Linked DNA regions of Homo sapiens: region 2 is linked to region 1. A link is an interaction called in ENCODE POLR2A ChIA-PET data of the cell type or tissue named here. Cell type or tissue: CD4-positive, alpha-beta T cell. All regions are shown on one strand. Each heading gives the region's core, and the rest is flanking DNA. Links, peaks and the distances in the headings are about the cores only.

Region 1 (2,915 bases), core at 257-2,756:
GCCTCCTGCAGCGCCATCACCGCGGAACTCTGGAAGCGCAGGTCGGTCTTGAAGTCCTGAGCTATTTCTCGCACCAGGCGCTGAAACGGCAGCTTCCGGATTAGAAGCTCGGTAGACTTCTGGTAGCGACGGATCTCGCGCAGAGCCACGGTGCCAGGGCGGTAGCGATGGGGCTTCTTCACGCCGCCCGTGGCCGGAGCGCTCTTGCGAGCTGCCTTAGTGGCCAGCTGTTTGCGCGGTGCTTTACCGCCTGTGGATTTACGAGCCGTCTGCTTAGTACGCGCCATAGTTCATCTGCAAAGTAAATGAGTTAGGAAGATTGGTTTGCCCCTCTATATAGGAACAGAATCACTCTGATTGGATTGTGGACGATCCCTGTTAGTGATCGGTTGCTAAATTCCGGAAGTGGCCGTAGAGATTCACGATTGGTTTATTTTTTCAGTGCAAGATTCTGATTGGTAAATTTGGATAGAGAACTGGCTCTTTCAAACAAGTCGTTTTCCGTTACAGGTTTCTTTGATGTTTCACGTAGACCATGACCTGCAAAGACATTGATCATTTAACTTAATAGACTGATCTGTTATCCTGTTTAGCTATAAAAAATCGAATGTGTTTGCGTTAGAAAGTGCTTTAGAATTTTTTTTCCAAAATCTCCGCTGCTTTTTTCTGCATTTTCCTGAAGTTTTTCCCTTCCTTATTCACTCATTTAAAATCCGTTGCCTAAGTATCTCTCAATGATTCCTCGTTTCATTATAGAGTACAAGGCTAATTCACTCAAACAAGGTTTTCTAAGATACACTGTTAAGCATAAGGAACTTTGTGTTTCATTTGTGTTATAGTAAAATTCTAATATCCTGGAATCCCTACCTCTGTAATATCGGGTTTGACTCAAAGAACTTAACACTATTATTTCGTTTTGTTGAAATTAAAACGTCCAGACATAATGGCAAGAGCCGTCAAAAAAAGTATTTTCAATTTAAAATCTTGAAAAAGATGGCGGCGAAGAGAGTGTTAGAAGGTTGTTTCTCTGTAAGACAACAATGGCGCAGTTTCTCCGGATCCCTGCGGGAGAGAGCTGAGGTGCACCGAACAATTTAAGACACATCCAACAGAACTTTTATAGGAACTGGACTCACCCAAATAACAGGACTTCTTAACTTGGTTTTCGCTTCCACACTCAACAGCTCCCAATTACTTTGAAAAAGTAACAAATGTTTACTGGAAAAGATTCTTAAAGAATGACATTACAGCCTAACACTATTGTGAATTAACCTATCGGATTCCCTGTAAGGTGTTCTTTTCCTAGCCAATAAAAAGAGCAGTTTGGGAATTCCTAATTTACATACTTTTAATCTATTGGCTACTTTGGTTCAGGCAGAGTTTTGATTTACAAGTTCGCGTTTGTGTAAGCGTACTATAAATATTTCAGAGAGGGATAGTGCGCGTGCGTGCCCGTTGCAAGGTCTAGTTTCTTTTTGTTTTTCTTTCCCAGTAGGTTTTCTTTCTCATTGGAAAGCTATTTTGTAAAGTGTAGCAGGTTCGCAATGACGCTGGCATGTAGTCCAAGGCGATTGACATCATGAATATGCTGGAGCCCCCGTCCTCCAGGGAGGGGAAACGGCTAAACCAAATTTATCACTGCCCGCAAATGCCCGCGGATGTCTGCAAGCTGGAGTGGAGAGGAGACAAAGGATGCTTTGTGCATTCCTGCTCATTCCCTGAATTCTGTTAAACCTGCCCTATTTTAGGGCATTCATCAAAATTCTGCTAACCACAGGATTGATACAATTGCACCTTTCAAGTTAGTGTCTATTTTGCAAATTTGAATTATCTTAGGACTCGTGGGCAAGTCTTGACTGAAATTACACATTGTCGTGCGTTTCAATCTCACATCTGAAATATATATGAGTCCCTTGCTTCTCTCCTTTTCAGAAAAAGAAAATTCTGTACACTTTAAATCACGGTAAAACGGTTAGGTATGTTGGCAAAATTGTTTCATAGGAAGCAAGGGAAGAACTGAAATCCTTTTGTATAATATGATTACGTATTTGTGGGCTGGGCCGTTTGTTAATGAGAGCTATGCACCCCCTGTGCTTTTCCTCTCCACACTCCCTACATCTCATCTTCTGAGGCCCAAGACCTGTTTATTGATATTATCTTCTGTTTTCTCATTTTCATTTTAGTTTTTTCATTTCTATTATTAGAATGTTAATATCTACATCTAAAAAATGTTTCCAAAATCAAAAGATAAACTTTAGGTCACAGTCAGTGAGAACCATTAAGGAAATTCCATCTTTATGCCCCATAGTTCTATTTCCTCCCCAGTGTTCTTAAATCTGTCAATCCGGTGTTTTGCCATTGGAACCTACCTTCAGTTCCTTTCATAATCCTCATCTCTAAATATGTGTAAAGCTTTATTTTAGAAGTCAGTGCAAAATTTACATGATTACATAAGAACTTAGCAGCTCACTTGTATTAATCAGTAATTTCCATCACTATTTCCATACCTGAACACAATTTCCCATAGGATCTGTGTTATGTGATAAAACAGTCAGAAACCAGTTGTGGCTACTGAGCATTTGAAATGTGGTTGTTGCTGCTGAGGACTGACTTTCTTTTTTTTTTGAGAAGGAGTCTTGCTCTGTCACTCAGGATGGAGTGCAGTGGGGTGATCTCAGCTCACTGTTAGCTCCACCTCCCGAGTTTAAGCGATTCTCCTGCCTCAGTCTCCAGAGTAGCTGTAGTTACAGGTGCTTGTCACCATGCCCGGCTTATTTTTTTGGGGGGGGTGGGGTGGAGGTATTTTTAGTAGAAACGGGGTTTCATCATGTTGGCTAGGCTGGTCTCGATTTCCTGACCTTAAGTAATCCATCCACCTCGGCCTCCCAAAGTGCTGGGATTATAGCCGTGAGCCA
Region 2 (2,915 bases), core at 262-2,761, 62 kb before region 1:
TATCAAAAGATATAAAACTCCATTCCTGGGCTCCCACCCCACCCCACCCTTGGCACTCAGTTTATGTAAGCATTCTCCTTGCTTGGCAGGTTAACTTACAACTGTCATAACTGGCTGCAACAGTGGTATAGCCTCTAAACAAGAGAAATTTGCTTTGTTTACAGATGACATATTGATTAATGACACTTGGGTGTCCATGAAAATCAAAATTGTACATGCAGAGATTGTAGTTTCACATTATTTCCCGGAAATGCTTGTAATTCTGGAATTAAAGAAATACTCGGGTTCATTTTGTTTTCTTTCGTCATTGTTTAACCTAAAAAACTGTAACTTAAAAAAAAGGGATCCTCAGGAAAATAGACGGGGGGGGAGAAAAAAAAAGGACCTAGCAGAGGATGGTTTCGATCCATCGACCTCTGGGTTATGGGCCCAGCACGCTTCCGCTGCGCCACTCTGCTGTTCTGCCAGGCACACGGTCTCACAGTACTCTTAACTACTTACAGGAGATGCGTTCAGACTACCTCGTAATTTAAGAAAAAACCTACGAGCAGTTGCCTACTTCTTTGGCTACCACAGGTTGCCAACTCACTTTGGAAAAAGGAATCACCAGAATCAAACAGAAAACAAAACTAGGGATAGAAAAATAAATATCAATACACTGGTGGGCTAGGCGCGGTAGCTCACGCCTGTAGTCACTGCACTTTGGAAGACCCAGGCAGGCAACATAGCGAGACCCTGTCTCAATAAAATTAAAAAAAGGAAAAAAAAAAACCCCCACCCCGAAACCTACACACTGGGTGCAGTTGTGAGGGGCAGTTAGATATTTAAATGGCAATTACAAATTTTAATAAGCAGGGAAAGAAGAGAACAAACTGGGAATAGAATCAGGCCTCCGCGCGGAGGGCAATAATTCTACCACGAATCACTAACCTATCATGCCTTCGCCATCGGGAAGAAAACCCTTTTGGTTATGTTTCCCTTGGCTTGGTGATGGAGAGGGTGAAATCTTGCAGTTTTCAAACACTTCCGAAGGGGGGTTTCGGTCCGCATGTGCTTTACAGCCGGCAGCAGAAAGCCAGTCACTGTGACCTTGGGGACAAAGCTGCACTCCTCAGGCTTCCGGTCTTGTGGACCGAGGCTCCTCTCCAATCGTCCTAAAGCAACTGAAGGAACAATTGATAACAATTTAAACATGTTAATTTATTTAATCTGATTTGGTTGTTAAAACAGCCTTAAAACTCTCATTCCTATTTCCCAGCAATTGCAAGAGACGCCTCCGCGGAGCCGGCGCTCAGATGCCAAAGGCTGGAGTCGTTGGTGACGTCATCCAGGGCTGGGCTATGCGGGGTGGGGCCAAGAAGCAGGACCAAAGTTCCGGTATGCGCGCTTTCAGTCTTCAATTAGGTCCGAATTCCCGGCATATAAGGGCGTTGCTTTGCCTTGGCGTTTAGGTTTCTTAAGTTGGTTTTAGAAGTTGCTTAGTCATGTCTGGCCGTGGTAAAGGTGGAAAAGGTTTGGGTAAGGGAGGAGCTAAGCGTCATCGCAAGGTTTTGCGCGATAACATCCAGGGCATCACTAAGCCAGCTATCCGGCGCCTTGCTCGTCGCGGCGGTGTCAAGCGAATTTCTGGCCTTATCTATGAGGAGACTCGTGGTGTTCTGAAGGTGTTCCTGGAGAACGTGATTCGTGACGCTGTCACTTACACAGAGCACGCCAAACGCAAGACCGTGACAGCAATGGATGTGGTCTACGCGCTGAAGCGACAGGGACGCACTCTTTACGGCTTCGGTGGCTAAGGCTCCTGCTTGCTGCACTCTTATTTTCATTTTCAACCAAAGGCCCTTTTCAGGGCCGCCCACTTTTTTCATAAAAGAGCAGACATCTTGTTATCCTGCTTTGTTCCAGATTTTTGCTGAGAAGTAGTTACTGTGCACATGTGTAGATTTGCAGGTAACGTTTAATTACTCGTGCTTAATCTCGCATGTTTAGGATTTGGGCATAAAGTACTTAAAGCCACTGTTTTCTGCTTGAGGGAAGTTGGTATGTTGAATATGTTTAGCTTTCTTGTGGCATTTTAACACTAGATATCAGTGAGTAAGCTGGATTGTGACAGTTTATAATTCCCGTGGGCCTTCCTCCTTCAGTTTAAGCTTGAAGCGTTCGTAAGGTTCTCAAAGACTACAGAAGTTGGAAACTTCGCGGAGAGACTGCAAGTTACCCTTTCCAAAATGGCGGGAAGGGCTAAAAACAAAGAAAGCTCGCACCCAGACGGCGGGCCTTAAACCAAGGCGAATCCGTGAGCGCAACACATCTGCGTGAGTAGGATCGCAGACCCAAGTCCAGGCGGCGTGCGCGCTGCTGCTTTTGACTTGGTGACAAAACTCGTCTACAAAAGGCAGTGTGGGGTAACAATATAAATGTTCACTTGAGAGCTTGCAAGTATTGTTTCCAATAGACTTAAAATGTGTTTTTGAATATTACGAAAATATTAAAAGGTAGGGTACCGCTTAGTGAGCAATATAGAAACATCACCATAACTTATTTTGTTGTTGTTGAGACGGAGTTTTGCTCTTTCATCCAGGCTGGAGTGCAGTGGCGCGATTTCGGCTCACCGCAACCTCCGCCTTACAGTTTCAAGCGATTCTCCTGCCTCAGCCTCCTGAATAGCTGGTATTACAGCCGCCCGCCTAATTTTTGTGTTTTTAGTAGAGATGGGGTTTCACCATGTTGGCCAGGCTGGTCTCGAACTCCTGATCTCGTGATCCACCCGCCTCGACCTCCCAAAAGTGTTGGGATTACAGGCATGAGGCACTGCGCCCGGCCACGAAAACTTAAATTCTTAACCAGCAATGATCGCCTTTTGAAAAAGTACACATTCAGGCATCAGGACAATGATTTGCTAGAGACCAAACTTG

What was found. ChIA-PET counts read pairs that join two places held together with the same protein. Peaks named below come from ENCODE experiments on the same cell type or tissue, not always from the same donor. Only the 100,000 strongest peaks of a DNase experiment are listed, where the experiment ranks them.
Region 2: POLR2A ChIA-PET joins it to region 1 with 48 read pairs; 34 of 35 experiments call an interaction of 5 or more read pairs at or near these places.

What each region holds. Positions count from the first base shown.
Region 1 is chr6:26,222,527-26,225,441 of GRCh38, reverse strand. It overlaps H3C6 (H3 clustered histone 6), which reads right to left and starts at 307. Exons shown (of 1, transcript NM_003532.3): 1 at 1-307. The coding sequence starts at 287. RefSeq lists an enhancer at 1-297. In CD4-positive, alpha-beta T cell, for the core only: no CTCF peak of the experiment used is centred there; DNase peaks (open chromatin) are centred at 1,051, 1,391, 2,061 and 2,661; H3K4me3 peaks cover 1,911 bases; H3K27ac peaks cover 2,072 bases.
Region 2 is chr6:26,284,069-26,286,983 of GRCh38, reverse strand. It overlaps H4C8 (H4 clustered histone 8), which reads left to right and starts at 1,450. Exons shown (of 1, transcript NM_003543.4): 1 at 1,450-1,858. The coding sequence starts at 1,485. The coding sequence ends at 1,796. TRX-CAT1-2 (tRNA-iMet (anticodon CAT) 1-2) reads right to left here and starts at 458; the gene lies at 387-458. It overlaps LOC124901287 (a long non-coding RNA gene), which reads right to left and starts at 1,304. Exons shown (of 2, transcript XR_007059520.1): 1 at 931-1,304. RefSeq lists a silencer at 670-719 and enhancers at 1,060-1,449, 1,600-1,759, 1,138-1,873, 966-2,165, 1,874-2,609. In CD4-positive, alpha-beta T cell, for the core only: no CTCF peak of the experiment used is centred there; DNase peaks (open chromatin) are centred at 483, 1,543, 1,683 and 2,303; H3K4me3 peaks cover 2,495 bases; H3K27ac peaks cover 2,285 bases.